Linked DNA regions of Homo sapiens: region 2 is linked to region 1. The links are chromatin loops, found by intact Hi-C in ENCODE. Cell type or tissue: GM12878. All regions are shown on one strand.

The links. Peaks named below come from ENCODE experiments on the same cell type or tissue, not always from the same donor. Only the 100,000 strongest peaks of a DNase experiment are listed, where the experiment ranks them.
Region 2: it touches region 1 in a loop (6-fold over the local background); 2 of 110 quality-filtered maps call a loop at or near these places.

What each region holds. Positions count from the first base shown.
Region 1 is chr11:115,869,708-115,877,707 of GRCh38, reverse strand. All of the region lies in intron 2 of LINC02698 (long intergenic non-protein coding RNA 2698), which reads right to left. Among named protein-coding and RNA genes, the nearest start is that of LINC02703, 46 kb to the left of the region's middle. RefSeq lists a silencer at 7,607-7,656. In GM12878, a CTCF peak has its summit at 7,732; DNase peaks (open chromatin) are centred at 2,667, 3,807 and 7,717; H3K27ac peaks cover 3,179 bases.
Region 2 is chr11:116,069,688-116,077,687 of GRCh38, reverse strand. The region is part of intron 2 of LOC105369513 (a long non-coding RNA gene); the gene reads left to right. Among named protein-coding and RNA genes, the nearest start is that of LINC02703, 150 kb to the right of the region's middle. RefSeq lists enhancers at 3,227-3,276, 3,407-3,526. In GM12878, CTCF peaks have their summits at 3,786 and 4,725 (motif pointing right); DNase peaks (open chromatin) are centred at 3,007 and 3,647; H3K4me3 peaks cover 290 bases; H3K27ac peaks cover 2,197 bases.

The sequences.
Region 1 (8,000 bases):
AGACCTAAAACCATAAAAACCCTAGAAGAAAACCTAGGCAATACCATTCAGGACATAGGCATGGGCAAGGACTTCATGTCTAAAACACCAAAAGCAATGGCAACAAAAGCCAAAATTGACAAATGGGGTCTAATTAAACTAAAGAGCTTCTGCACAGCAAAAGAAACCACCATCAGAGTGAACAGGCAACCTGCAGAATGGGAGAAAATTTTTGCAACCTACTCATCTGACAGAGGGCTAATATCCAGAATCTACAATGAACTCAAACAAATTTACAGGAAAAAAACAAACAACCCCATCAAAAAGTGGGCAAAGGATATGAACAGACACTTCTCAAAAGAAGACATATATGCAGCCAAAAAACACATGAAAAAATGCTCATCATCACTGGCCATCAGAGAAATGCAAATCAAAACCACAATGAGATACCATCTCACACCAGTTAGAATGGCGATCATTAAAAAGTCAGGAAACAACAGGTGCTTGAGAGGATGTGGAGAAATAGGAACACTTTTACACTGTTGGTGGGACTGTAAACTAGTTCAATCATTGTGGAAGTCAGTGTGGCGATTCCTCAGGGATCTAGAAGTAGAAATACCATTTGACCCAGCCATCCCATTACTGGGTATATACCCAAAGGACTATAAATCCTGCTGCTATAAAGATACATGCACATGTATGTTTATTGCGGCACTATTCACAACAGCAAAGACTTGGAACCAACCTAAATGTCCAACAGTGATAGCCTGGATTAAGAAAATGTGGCACATATACACCATGGAATACTATGCAGCCATAAAAAATGATGAGTTCATGTCCTTTGTAGGGACATGGATGAAGCTGGAAACCATCATTCTCAGCAAACTATCACAAGGACAAAAAACCAAACACCGCATGTTCTCACTCATAGGTGGGAATTGAACAATGAGAACACATGGACACAGGAAGGGGAACATAACACACCGGGGACTGTTGTGGGGTGGGGTGAGTGGGGAGGGATAGCACTGGGAGATATACCTAATGCTAAATGATGAGTTGATGGGTGCAGCACACCAACATGGCACATGTATACATATGCAACAAATCTGCACGTTGTGCACATGTACCCTAAAACTTAAGGTGTAATAATAATAAAAAAAGAGTGTAATTCAAAATATTAAGAGAATATAGAAAACTAATATGATACTCTTGATCGAAGCATGGAAAGCAATTAATAAAACCCAACACCTACTCATGGTAAAAGCTCTAAGTGATATAGAAATGAAAATTATTTTATAAGAAAAAGTTAAAAAGAAACAGCCAACAACAGTCTTAATGAGAAATATTAAAGCTTTTCCTTCAAAGATGAAAACAAGACAAGGATGGACTTCTGTTAGAAAAACATGTACTGGAGCTTCTAGCCAGCACATTAGAGAACAAATAAAAATAAAAATTGTAAAGGGATAGTGAACACTGTCAATATTTACAGATAATATTATATTAAACATAGAAAATCCAAAAGAATATATGATAAATAATCATAATTTAAAAAATTATTGAGAAAGGTTGTTGAAAACAAGGTCAATATGTAAAAACCAAATATAAGTGTATAATACTAGCAAAGAGCTGGAAAATAGATTATTCTTTAGATATTATAACCTAGTCATAATAGCATCAGAAAATATAAAATAGTAATAAATCTGATAAAAGGTATGAAAGACTTCTACACATACATACACCCCCAAAAAACCCTATAAAACATTATTGGAAAAATTAAAAGATCTAAATTCATAAGCATTAAAAACTAAATACTGTGAAAACATCAATTATATCCAAACTGAGCTATATATTCACTTTAATATCAATCAAAATGTCAATAGTTTTTCTTTATTCCTTTTTTCTTTGTGAAATTGAAAATGTATTATTTTAAAATGTACATAAAAGCACAAATGGCCAAGAAGCTAAGACATTCCTTAAAGAAGAACAAAAAGGTAGAAGGATATACCACTAAACTATAATAATTAAGATAGTGTGACATTAGTACAATGATAGTTAAATAGACCAATGAGGTGGAAGAGAGTTTAGAAAATACCATACATGTATGGACATTGGCTTCTGAGACTGTGGAACTGTGGGAATAGGACAATCTTTTCTATAAATAATATTGGAACCCTCGGATACCCATATACAAAAAATAAACTTGACCTTTATACCAGAGCATATACAAAAATTAATTTCAGTTGGTATTCATATCTGAAAGTGAAAGCACTATAAAGATTCTATGTGATAATATAGGATATTATTTCTATGGACTTAGGAGAAAAACAGAAATTATTTAGAAGCACATAAAAGTACTAATCATGAAAGAAAAGGCTGTTAAATTAGACTACACTAAAACTAAGAACTTCAACTTATCAAAAGATACCATGAGTAGAAAAAAAAAACATGTGCTCAGACAGAGAAGTTATTTGCATCCATATAAAGTAAGCAAAGATTCAATCTAAAATATATGAAGAGCTCTTACAAATCAATAAAACACAGACAATTAATTAAAAAGTGGGTGAAAAGGGGACTTCATAAGAAAAGATATTTCAGAGGCCGGTAAACATATGAACGTGATCAACCTTATTAGTAATCAAGGAAATGAAAACTAAAACCACAATGAAACACCACTACACATCTACCAGAGTAACTGAAACTCACAAGATTGGTAATAGCAAGTGTTGGCAAGGTTGCGCAGCCACTGGAGCACTCAGACATTGTTGATGGGACTGTACGTTGGTACAATTACTTGGAAAACAGCTTGGTATTACCTGCTAAACTTAAACTTACATATATTCTATGACCCAGCAGTTTCAATCCCAAGTAAATATCCAGCAGAAATATACACATGTGCACCAAAAGACACGTACAGGCTGGGCAGGGTGGCACACGCCTGTAATCCCAGTAACCTGGGAGGCTGAGGCAGGAGAATTGCTTGAACCCAGGAGGTAGAGGTTGCACTGAGCTGAGATCACACCACTGCACTCCAGCCTAGGCGTGAGACAAAGTGAGACTCCGTCTAAAAAAAAAAAAAAATTGTGCAGGGATGTTGTTCATAGTAACATTATTTATAATAACCCCAAAGTGAAAACAATCCAAATTCTAACAGTGGAATAGACAGATGAATGGGGTATATTTGTACAGTGGTAAAGTATACAGCAATGAAAATAAACTGCTGTATGCAACGATGGGTGACTCTCATGTATATAATAGTGATCAAAATAAGTCAAATACAAAATAATATATAGTATAAGTCTATTTATATAAAGTCCCAAAATAGGCAATATTAATCTATAATCTTAGAAGCCAGAAGAAGAGTAACCTCTGGATAAAAATAAGCCTCCAGAAGTAGAAAGAGAGTAGTGAGGGGGAGGAGGGGACAAGAAGAGAGCATCTTGGATGCTAGAGGTGTTTTATTTCCCAATCTAGGTGACGGCTTCCTAGGTGTCTATTGCATGATAATTTGTGGAACTATGTAGTTTCGTGTTTTGTGTGTATTTCTGTATGAGTGTTATATTTCAATTGAAAAAACGTTTTAAAGAAAAATAAGCATAATGTCCATGATAAACTAGAAATAGTTTAAGCCCTCGGCTGCATAAGTGGATTGAAAAGGAAAGGTCAAAGGAACTTTGTGAAGGGAGGATAAATTAATGAAAACAGGGGTGTACTTCAAATAGCAAATTCACAGTAAATGGAGGTTATTTTTACAAAGTCAACTCTCAACTTCCTTTTTTTCGTTGTCTTCATAAATCATGCAAAGCGGGCTGCCTGCCTTGGCAGTTCCATACTAAAATTGCTCCACATACACATTCATGTGTCCTCCCCTATTTGAAGGTAAACAAGTCTCAGCCAAGACAAAATTGAAAAAGTTTGTAGGGTATTTCTTTTGTCTCCAGTTTCTTTCTGTAGCTTTGGTGTATTTTTTCAAGTTCACTGGGCTTGCAGTCAGAACCTCAGGTACAAGTTCAAACTAAATATCTCTTGTTTCATAGTCACTGGTCCTGGGAATAGTTACTTGACAGCTCTGAGCCTCAGTTTCCTTTTTTGCACAACAGGAAGAATACAAATGCCTGCCTCCCAGAATTGTGAACACTAAGTGACACAAAGCATACACACACACACACACACACACTTCAAACCTCAAGGTGTACACCTGAAAGGGACTGCTCTCCCTCCCCGCCCATCTCCTTGGCAATGCCCATTTCAGGTGTTAACTCTTTTAACCCTCCCCCCTGTATCATAGCAGGGAAGAATCTGATATCAGTAATTTATATTCCAAGGATTGATTGATTATTCTCCAACTGGAGCTCAGCCAGGCATTTGCATTTTATGCCTTTTATTCCTAATTGTGGCATGAAAGTCTTTTTCCCTTGTTAAAAGAATCTGAGACATCAGCAAGAAGGTGGAGAGCTCCAGGGGCAGTGAGGGGAAGCTTGAAATCACATTAGCCAGATTCTGCTGTTCTGAAGGTGAATCTGATTGAGCCCTTTTCAAGTGCCTTTTATTTTGCTGGAGATGGAGTGTAGTCAGAGGGACTGCCCCCGTTAAATGGCCCCTGCTCTGGTAGACTGGGTCAGGGAGAAGGTATGCAGTCATCTGAGGATATTGAAGTCCCAAGCCATGCAGATGATAAAAGAAAGTGAATCCCTCAGCCACTATTTTTAGGACCCAAAGCCTGCCTCACTCCAAGGGAGGGCAGCTACAGTCCTGCCCTCCTACCACCCCTTACACCTCTTCTGGTTTGAATTCAGCTCTATCTTCTCCTCCAATTCTCCTAAACTTCACCTAATCACTGCCACCCCTTCCCTCTGTCCCATGCAACCCCGAGGACTTTCAGCATCATTTTATTTCACTTTTAAAGACTGTTCCTACCTTAATCTCTCTCACCCGGTAGCCTAACGTTTATTCCTAGGCCTCGTTTATAAAGTCTACATTTGGTTATAATATTTCAGAAATATGTTTTTGTAATTTTTCTCCTTGGTTAACAAAGATGTTGCTGTCCTGAATATGTTTAAAAGAAAAAGGAAGTTGAAACAATACAGGAAACTCAAGAGGAACTGGCAGGATGAATTGGTGCAAATTGCTAAGTACACAAGGATGGCGTAAAGGAGCATATTGTCTGACCAGAAAAACCCGACTAGGTAGAGAGAGGGGAACTCTCAAGATCTTGTGTAGTCCACCAAAAAGTGTCTGAAGCTTTGACTTGGATAAATAGGTGCTGGGCTGAAACCAAGGAAGGCAGACTTTCTAAGATGGGATTCAGGTGGCTGCAAAGGGAGTTGTTTGACTCAGCATTGAGAGGCAGAATTTGGGCAGCCAGCAAGAAATGACGGAGTTAACCAGACATCCAACTAAAGGAATACTAGGTGTGAAATAAGGCAGATGAGCTTGTTGAGCCCCTGGTTTCAGAAATGAGGAGATGCACCTGTGATGGATCCATCTAACTATAGCTTGGCCTGAAGAGGAGCTCACACCAGAGAGGTTGTCTCGCACTTGAAGTGGCTGGATGAGCATGGCAGAGCAGTAAGGAGGCAGGGAGGTCCAGAGCCCGCTTCCTCCAAGACTCAAGAGAAAAGACAGGAGAAGCCCAATCCTCTGTGAGGTGTGAAATGTGGAGTGAAATATACAGGGCACTGTCAACTTTGTTGTTGGAGGAGGTGGCTGTTTATTGCTTTAATGGGAAAGTGTAGCAGATCTAGTCATCTCAGAACTGTTCCTACAAATTCACATTTTTCTCTACAACCCACAGAATCTCTCTCCTTTCTCTTTTCTGCCCTTTATAATACACACCTGACCTCTCAGGTCCCACCTTCTGGTTCAGGCCTCCTCCCCTTCAGAATATAAGAAGTAGAGGCATCTTTTCCAAGTCATCATGTTGGATGAAAATGGCTTCTTGCTACATTCACATTAAAACTTGAAAATGGAAAAGAAAAAGAGAGGGGGAAAAAGTAGCTAAATAGCAATGTTCGCTCAGCATGATTTTGCTTTAATCCAAGCCTGTGAGCTTACCAGGGCTCAGAATAAACGAAAGCAGATGCGTCCATCACACCAGCAGATATATTACTACTAATCCGAGACAAGATGACAAAAACACATCACGCCTGGACCCCACACTGTTTCCATCTTAATCCGCCTCTAATTGCACTGGGCATGCTGCCTGCACACCTCTGTCCTCTGATGCTCCTCTGGTTCCACTTGCATCCTGGAGTTGGCCAGCGCCAAAGGGGCCCTTTTTGCTGGAGCAGAGGTGGCATCTGGGGTTTGTGTGTGTCTTGGAGAACAGGATGATGCAGCTAGTGTGGCAAGAAGAGGACTCAGCCAAGGGCCAAGAGGTGTGGTTCAGCAGCAGGAGAGGGTTAGACGAGACAGTTTATGTGAAAGTACCTAAAGCAACTCTTGACACATAGCAAAACTCAGTAAATGCTACCTTCTCCAAATAGGAGCTACCATTATTCACTGCCTACTGTGCGTCATGCACATTTTCTAATTAAAAAATATGTAAGTAATGCTTGCTAACTGTAAAAAAAAAAAAAGTCTAACACTAGAGAAGTTTATAATCAAAGAGTAAAAATTTCCTGGTTTTGCACACCTTCCCCCCAATGCCACTCCTCAGGGATAATCACTGTGAAAAAAAAAAATGTATATATATATATATAAATATACACACACACAGAGATATACACATACATACACGCGAACACACTTTGACATATATAGATGTATAAAAATATACAAATATATATTTTAACAGTCTAGGTGTATTATATAGTAAATAATATTAATGTGTAATATATATTCTATATAAGTTTATAACTGTGCTTGTGCATATGTATATGTATATACACACATGTATATGTGTATACATGCATGTGTGTTTTTATATATTGCTTTCATACTATATATACTACGCTGCAACTTTTTCAAAATTTAATGTTGAGGGGCTTCAAGGTGGCTGACTAGAGGCATCTGGTAAACGCCTTTTCCACAAAGAAGAACCAAATAGTGAGTAGATAATCACACTTCAAATAGATCATCAAAGAGAGAGCACTGGAATTCAATATAGAAGTAACAGAAAACACTTAAAGCACGGAAAAGAGAGGGAAGCAAGGCAGACTGCTCAGTAGGATTGGCTGAGAGCCTGGAGAGGCTCTCTAATGCAGGGAAAGAGTAAGCAAGTGACCTCCAGTGATGTACATTCCAACCATGGACTCCTGCATCTTAGCTACAGGAAAACTCCTAGACCCTCGCAATCCCTGTGACTAACATAGGAAGCTGCCTAAAGACCATGTGAAGGTATTGCTCCGGAGAGGGAGCTCATACTAGGGCTCACCCTTTCCCTCATGAAGCCATAAGCAGCTACAGCAAGGTTCCATATTAAAAGCCCAGCCCCCGCAACACTGCATCCCGTCCAGGGGCCCAGTAGCCCCTGCATTTCCACATCTCTGGAGCCCAACTTATATTCCTTACCTGCAGCCACTGCTGCAGCTGGCTGCTGCCTCCAGAGCTAAAGCACTAGCCATTGGCAAAGATCCTGCTGCCACCAGCAGCAAAGTTTCCATGCATTTTCACATGCCTCAAAGACAAACTCCCCCACTTGCAGCAGCTGCTGCTGCAGGCTATAGCAGCTGGGGCCAAAGCATAAATAAAGTGCATATTTCCCAGCTGCCGGCATATGATTGCTGCCGCTGAAAGCAACACTGCCCTCACCAGTAGCAGGGCTGCAGTGCAGCTGCTGCCACACCCACCTAAACATTTTGCCTTGGGCCTGGGGATGACCTCACCCTGGCCTACCACAGACAGCATCTGCATGTACCACCAGTGGTCCTGATGACAGATTTACCTGGCCTGGTTCCATTTTTTCAGTGCCCAAATATGCCATCCAGGGGCCTGGGGACTACCCAGCCTGATCCACCATCCTTGGCACCTGAGCAGTCTTTCTGGGGGTCTGAGGGTGGGATCACCTAGCCTTCTGCTACCAC
Region 2 (8,000 bases), 200 kb before region 1:
AAAGCATTGCAGATCCTGTTGCAATTCACTGCCTGCCATTCTCCACTCTCATTTTCTTTTTTGAGCTCTTTAGTGGTGAACTTTTCTTTTGTGACTTTACATTTCACTTTTTAAATTAGCCAGTGCTGAAGTTAACTTAATTTTTGCCGTAAAGTTCTATGAGTCTTAACACGCATAGGATGTATATACTGCCATCACAATCAGAACATGAAACAATTCCATCACCCCCCAGACTCCCTGGTGCTGTCCCTTTGTAGTGACACTGTGCCCCCCTTCCCTAGCCCCTAACATGCACTGATCTGCTCTCCACCACTATAGCTTTCTTTTAAAAATGTGATAGAAATGGAATCATACAGTATGTAACCTCTGAGAGTCCTCCAGCTATTGCATACGTCAGCAGTTTCTCTTTTTTATGGCTGAGTAGTATTCCATCGCATGAATGAAACATGCAATGAAATACTATTTTGTTTATCCACTGTCTTGTTGGCATGGCCCCTTTGTCTCCTGACATTTGTACATGTTGTTCCTTCTTCCAGGGATATTCCCTATCTCCTCCTCTTTGCCTACCAAATGTATTGTCTCTGTTCAGAGATCAGTTTGTATGCCTCTTCCCCAGGAACATCCCTCAGACTCTAGACAGAATTAAGTCCTCCATACTAGGTGCTCCTACTCACTCAGTTTCTTTCTTGAACCACATCCTCACACTTCAGGGTAGGTTTTGGTTAAATTGCCTGTCTTCTCCACCATTCTGTGAGTACCATGAGGGCAAATGTGCTGTTCCCTGCTATGTTTCCATCACCTGGCAAGTCCCAACATATACTTGTTGAATTAATGAACATTATTTGCTTTCGTATCCTAGGACCTAGTATTGTAGTAAACATTCAGCAAATCACAATGCATGTCTGACGAATTAATAAAGAAATGTCTTTGGTGTCCATCTCTTAATTGATACATACATTCATTTGTTTTGTTTACACTGATCAGACCACTTTGTCAATCTTTCTGTATATTCTGAGCCACCGCTTTTTTTTTTTTTTTACAGAGTTGCAAAAACAAATTGAGATAGCTTGTAATAATGACATACTACAATAAGATACAAATAGAGATTGATGATTGGGATGAAGCGAAATAAAGGAGGAACAAGAATAGGAGACCTTAGCTAGAACACAGAAATTCATGTCATAAAGTCTGAGCTTCCTAGCAACCAAAGACAAAGGGGAAGCCATCAGTAGCAAATTTGGCATTGTCTATTAGTGAAAATTATACCAGTTTCTCTGGAGAAGCTGAAGCTAAGGGAAGTTGCCCATGTGGAACTTCAAAAAGGGACATCTAGATCTAATAGGCAATTTTTAAAGTGCCATTTTGACATTAAATGTAATAGCTAGACTCGTGGCTTTCCTTGAAGGATTTCTTCAGTGCAAACTTAAATCAGTATGCCTAAACACAAGTTAGGAAATCTGCTTCCACAAGGAGCGAAAACCATTTGGTCCAAATATACAGCACTGATCGTCGGGCTTGATCCAGAGATAAAATCGAGTGTACCTATAGGAGTAGATGGGCTACATGTCCTTCAGATAATCCTCCATGAATAATATTTCTTGCACCTGGGCTTTTCAGACAGCCAGCAGCTGAAAATTGGAGTTTGTTTCCCAGTGAGGGTATAGAGGATCCTCTTGTGACATCAAGCCTCTTAACCCAGGCTGTTGCCTGAGCCGATTGCCATTTCCCTGGGTCTGCTGAGTCACCAACATAATCATTTAAGGTCATAGAAGAGAAACTGAGGTCTCCCCTTTCCACTTCCACACCCCAGGTATATGCATTATCAAGAATTTGGTAATGTGTGTAATGTATATACCTGGGGCGTGGAAGAATTTGGTTCAGTGTTAGGAGAATTTGGACAACAGAACTTTAGGAGAATCCCAGATCCTGAGATTAAACATGTCGAAGACAATGCATCAGCTAATATTTGGATACAGAATGTTCCCATTTACACAGTTTTTTCATTGGTGTTCACAAATGCAGGGCAGGAGGTAGGCTGCGCAAGGCTTACCATCCCTCCCATTGTACGGGTGACAAACAGATACTTAGGAGGGTAAATGAGTCTCTCAGCATAATGTGTCAGAACTGAGACACTAGTTTCCCTGGACTCAAATCCTGTGTTCTTTGCACTTCCCATTTAAAATATTAACATACTAGAATACTACATGCTAATGTAGTATAATGATTTCCTAGAACAGTAACAGGGAGAGGTGACTTTTATCTTTAGATCAAGAATAAGGAGTTTCCAACTATAATAAAAGGGATTTGGATTAGGCATTAGAAAGATATCTTCCTGGCCACTCTCCATTTACATCTCCATCCTACCTTAAATCTCTATCAGGGAGAGATGTGAGTCATAAGAACAGGCCACTGAGGGAGATTAAAATTTTCCCACTTATAACCTTTAAAAATGTGGGTACTGCTCTTGATCAGGAAACAATTTTGGGGTTGTCCTATTTAGAGACACCCATATCTCCCTTGAGCTTTCTTTTGCCTTCCTTCCTATCCTCCATAGCCAAGCCTGGGCATCAATCTGGGGCACCTGCCAGTCATTTATCTATCCACTCAGCAATATGTGTTGTGCTGGACCATAACTATATCAAAGTCTCAGTAGGAGATATGTTTCCCTTCAGACAGTCCAGATAAAGGGGCTCCAAGGAAGGAACTAGTTACAAAGGTATGAGCAGGCTAAGGGACCAAAAAGGCATGGCAAAGGATCAGAAACCTGCAATATCAAGACAGCCAGGGGAAATGGAGCTACTGGAGCCCATGAGCACTGGAATCATGGAAGAGAGGCTGTTTGGCAAGAGCTGTAGCAGCTGTAGCTGTAGAAGGACCCTCCTGCCAGATCCACAGTGTCAAAGCAGGGAAGGAGTGGCCTCTGATGCTCACACTGGACACACCCAACAAGGAACCAGTCATCAAGAGAGCGTGGGAGGTGCAATTGGCAGAGGTCAGCCTCCTGGGGCCACAGCAGGTTGCAGAAGAGTGGAGCATGGACTGGAGGGGGCAGAGGGCAAATGGAGAATAGACAGCTCAGTAGGAACCAAAGCCACACAGTCCCCGCCCTCCTCTAGCTTTCATTCTAATGAGGCAGCCAGATAATAGATATTTACACACAAAGGGTGTGTTGCAATAACAGCAGTGATGCATGCTATGAAGAAAAACAGAGCAGCGAGAGCTGGAAGTGGGAAGGGGAGCTATTTTAGATGCAACGGTCAAGGAGGCCTCTGAGGAGGTGATATTGTGCAGAGAACTGAATGATGTGAGGGACTGGTAGTCAGATTCCAGCGAGGCGAGATAATCTCATTAGGGAAAAGTGAGGGGGATAAAGTGAAGGCTGGCTCTGCAGAGTGTCCCCCACCCCCACAGCTGAGGGCAGAGCCTGGACCCACTCATATCTCCCAGCCCCAATGCGTGATGCAGAAACTCTAGAAGAGGACAAAGGGAGAAATGCCACCAAAGGTGTGCCCGACATCACTGGTGACGAGCGTGAGAGAGCCCAGAGCTCCCATCTCAGTTGGCTTGGCTCACACGCTGCACGCACAGCTCCCCACACAACCATAGCAACAGATTCATTCTGAATGAGGCGGAAGCATGTCAGTGCTGTGCGGGGGTTTCAGAGCTTACTCAGCGAGAGACAAGTGTGGGGAAGGAAGGCCGCTGTTACCAATTGCTAGGCAGTGACCCAGAAAATGCTTCAGACTCCCGTGGCTGCTCCCCAAGAGTTGGAAGAGAGTGGCAGCTGGTGGACAGGTGGTGGAGCACCCACACTCAGCGATGGTTGTTCTCCACAGTGGTCTGGGGCTCAGGAGTGGGCTATAAATGGCATTGTGAGGGACTCACACCCACCTCCCCCTAACTCAGAGACAGTTTCTCTCTTTCTCTCTCTCTCTCTCTCTCTCTCTCTCTCTCACACACACACACACACACACATACCCCTAGAAGTGCAGGATTCCATAAGAGCATGTAGCAGAAACACAAAACAAGTACATAGTGGTTCCAGGAAGGCTTCCTGGAAGAAGTGGCATGTAAGCTGAGACCAGAAAGCAGATGAGTTAGCTGAGCAAAGAGAAGGTGCAGAAACATTCCAGGCAGAGGGAACAATGTGTAGAGGCTCAGAAATGAGAGAGAGAGCAAGCTGGCCCAGGATTGGGAACCAACAGAAGTTCAGAATGGCTAGAACAGAAAGTGGGAGAGATTCTGGAACAGATGCGGCTGGTGGGGGGTCATCCACATTCTCCTTCTGGTCCCTCCTGTGAGTCCTCGGCTGCGAAGGTGACACTCTTATTTCCAGAGCAGTGTACAGTTTGCAAAGCGCTTCTGTGTCTATTTTTCATCAGTTTCTTTGTCACACTCATGATGGACAGCAGGGCTGGGACTGTGAACATGGGTGAGAACAAAGGGCTTTGTGACATATGGCAACTCGTTCAAAGGCACACAGCTAAGGGTCAGCAGCAACACACTGCACTCCTGACTCCTGCTCTGATACTTGCCTCACTGGAACCGTCATCCCCTCTCATGTGGCAAATGCAGCTGGGTATGTGGTCAGTGCAACCTGTACTTCTACAGCCACCAGCCTGCAGGCTGGACCCCATTAGAGTGAGGAACGGAACCCCTGCTAGCCAGCCTCAGGTACATGCTCTGGGCATGCGCATGCGTGAGTGTGAGCATACTCAGCCTCCAGGGGGCCCCGCCTGGCACTAGATTCTGTTGTTGAAGCTTTGGTTTCTGAGTCCCATCCTGCTCCCCAACTTGGGCCAAGGGGTCCCTGGACAGAACCTCCAGCACTGTTTCCAAGGCACTTTTTCTCCTCCTAAGACGAGGCTGCAAATCCTCTAGTCTTAGCGTTTTGTTTGGTTGTGGCTTTGCTCTCTGGCATTTTCCACGTCACCCAACTGCCTTTCATGCCTCACTTCCGCGTGGTTGTTTCGCGCCTGCATCTTTTCTATCATGTTCCTTCTCCCTTTGTTCTGGGGCTTCTGTGATCTGCCCTGAGTGCTCCATCCTTTTGCAGGCTCTGCCTACTTTCCCTCCCTCCTGTGCTAGACTGCCCGGCCTCTCTCTTCCTCCTCCTCCTTCCTCTCCATCTCCATCCCCTCTGGGCCAGCCATCCTCCTATTTCTACAGCAATACCTCCCTAGAGAGAGATGCCCCAGACCCTAGAAGAGCTGGCCTGGGGGGCTTGAACTTGCTTCCCAGAACTGTGCTTCGGGGAGTCCAGTGGATGAGGAGGCATCACGACTCCACTGCCTTTGAACGGGAGGGGAGGAGAAGGGAGGCGCACACAGACTGAAGGAAAGAGCAGCTATTAGTCACCAGGAGGAGAGAAAGAAAAGGAATTGGTCCAGCAGCAGGGGGTCCAACAAAGCTCACACAGCCCAAATCAGCCCTGAATTTAATAAGGGGATGGGAATTAGAAGCAGACAGGGAAAGGCATTGCTGCTGGCCCAGCTTCTCCCCTCCTGCAGCCCAAGGGGAGGAAAAAAGGTGAGCCTGCAGGCACCTGGGGTAGATACCTCTTTGTGTCTTTGAAAGCTGAGGGGAAGAATAACGGGAGGCAGAGAGAACAGATAGAGGCAGGAGAGAAAGGGACAAATAGCTGCTCGCATTACTTCTGTGCTTTATAGGGGCTTCAAACATCCCATATGCATCCCCGTGAAACAGCACAGAATGCAGCGTCCTTTGTAGCTGAGTGCTTTTCCTTCTGCCCAATTATTTCCCTTTAACATAGTTCGGTGACAGGAACAAATATTTGGATAAATTCAATAATAGTGGTTGCCACCTCTAGGTATCAGGCCCTAGGTAGGTGCCAGGGATCAGCAATGAATAATGCATGGTTCATGCCCTGAAGATGGGCACAGTCTAGAAAGAGACAAAGACAGTTACAGTAACAATTCAATCCGGTTGACCATACATGCAAAGTCCTGTGGTGACCCAGCTCTGCCTAGAGGGTTAGGAACACTTCACAGAACGTGGACTCTAAGCCAAGACTCAGAAAACAAGGGAGAGTTAGGCAACCAGGTAGAGAAAGGGTAATCCCAGCAGTCGGAAGAAAATTGCTCAAAACCTTGGAGCCATCATGGGTCTGGTGTGTTTGGGGAATGTAGGGGCACGTCGGAGCAAGAAAGAACAAGCCAGGGGAAGCTAGCAGCTGATTGCCCTTGGGGGCTCTGGTGGATAAGTCGCAGTGGGATGGGAAGTTCAAGAGGCTCCTGGAATTCAGGGATAAAGGATAAAGGAGTCACCACCCATCTTCCTATATGACTCCCAATGTGACTAAGCCATGCTTCTCAGTGAAGGTTCCAAAAAGGGCGTGGGGACCAGGACCTTTGTTTAAGACGTCTTAAAGGAGTCTGGGTTTTTGTTGGCCTGGCTTTTGGGGGAGGTGGCAGGTGTTATGCATCTCCATGTAATAGTACCCTCCTCTCTGCTTTTGCTTCCAGTCATGAAGATCTTCATTAACTCTCCCCCTCCAACTCCCCCGCCCCAACACACACACGCTCCTTGGAATATGTTCATTTCCACTCATCTATAATGGCCTCAGGCCAGAGTTTATTTGTTCTCTTCCACCCGCCCCACCCTCATTCTGTGGCAGAAATGAGAATAGAGCCCTGAGGAAGCCCAAGGAAAAATAGTACAAAAAACCTTCAGAAGGGGTTTTCTTATAATGAGCATAATTTGGAAAGCAAATTGGAAAACTGTATCAAGAGTGTGCTTAAAATCCCTATTGGCTCCCTACTACCTTAAAGGTAGAATGCAAACTCATGGCACGGTCCGCAGGTGGGCCACCTCCTGCTCAGCCTTGTCTCCATCAGCCTTATCTCCTGTCATCAGCCTCTCCAGACCCTCTCTGCAGGCACGTCTATGCCCTGATACGATCAAGCCACCAGCAATTCCTGGAATACCCCATATTTTCTACTGCTGTCATGACTTAGATCTTGCTATTTTCTCTGTCTGGAATTTCCTTCTCCACCATGCCCTCCAGATTGACATTTCCTGCATTTGCAGGGCAAGTAGATCCTGTTCTGGAATGGCTTGCTCAACCATGTGCCTCTTGCTTGGCTCAGTGAGAATCATTTCCCTGGGACCCCAGTAGCCCCCCTTACCACAACTGGAATATTTATGAACTGTGTAGTTTATGTGTCTGTGTTGCCGCCAGACTGTGAACCTTCTGACGGCAGAGACTAACTCTTCCATCTTTGTACCCCCCGTGCTTAGCGCAGTCTCTGGCCTGGAGTAGGTTTTCAAAAAATGTTTGGTGAAAGCATGGATGAGTCATAAACATTATTCTATCCCTCCACCTAGTAATTTCAATTCGAGATATTTATTATTAGGAAATATTACAGAAGAAGGAAAAAGAAGCACGTGCATAGCTATTCATTGCAGGATTATCTTCATTAGTAGAAAACTAGAAGCATCTAAATGCCAACACTAGGGGAACTGTTAAGTGAGTTACAGACTATTGCATTGCCATTACAAAGAATAACTGTTGAGACTAGTAACAATGTAGAAAATGTTTCCCACACAGTCTATGGTTTTAAAAAATGGGATATAAATGGTATGTTCACTCTGATTATAATTATGTAAAAGTAAGAGCAAGGACTAAAAGATAATATACAAAAAAATGAGTTGTTGGTCTGGGCTTAACCCACTATTTTTTTCCTTCTTAAACATTCTTAAAAATTCATTTTGATGCTGTTATAATAATATTTGTATGGAAAAATAATATTGATACTCGGGGAAACACCCACGTATTTATATGCATATTTATATGCATGAGCCATGCAATCCAGTCTCTGTCTTTAAGAGATTTTGACAAATATATTGTCCTTTTGTACAACAGCCTTAAAAACCCATAGATTGCCCTCAAATGCTCTGGCTTCTCCCATTATGACCCTGTGAACCATAATATATTCAAAATTCTTCAAGCTGTTTGTGTTTTCAGCTCACGATGACAT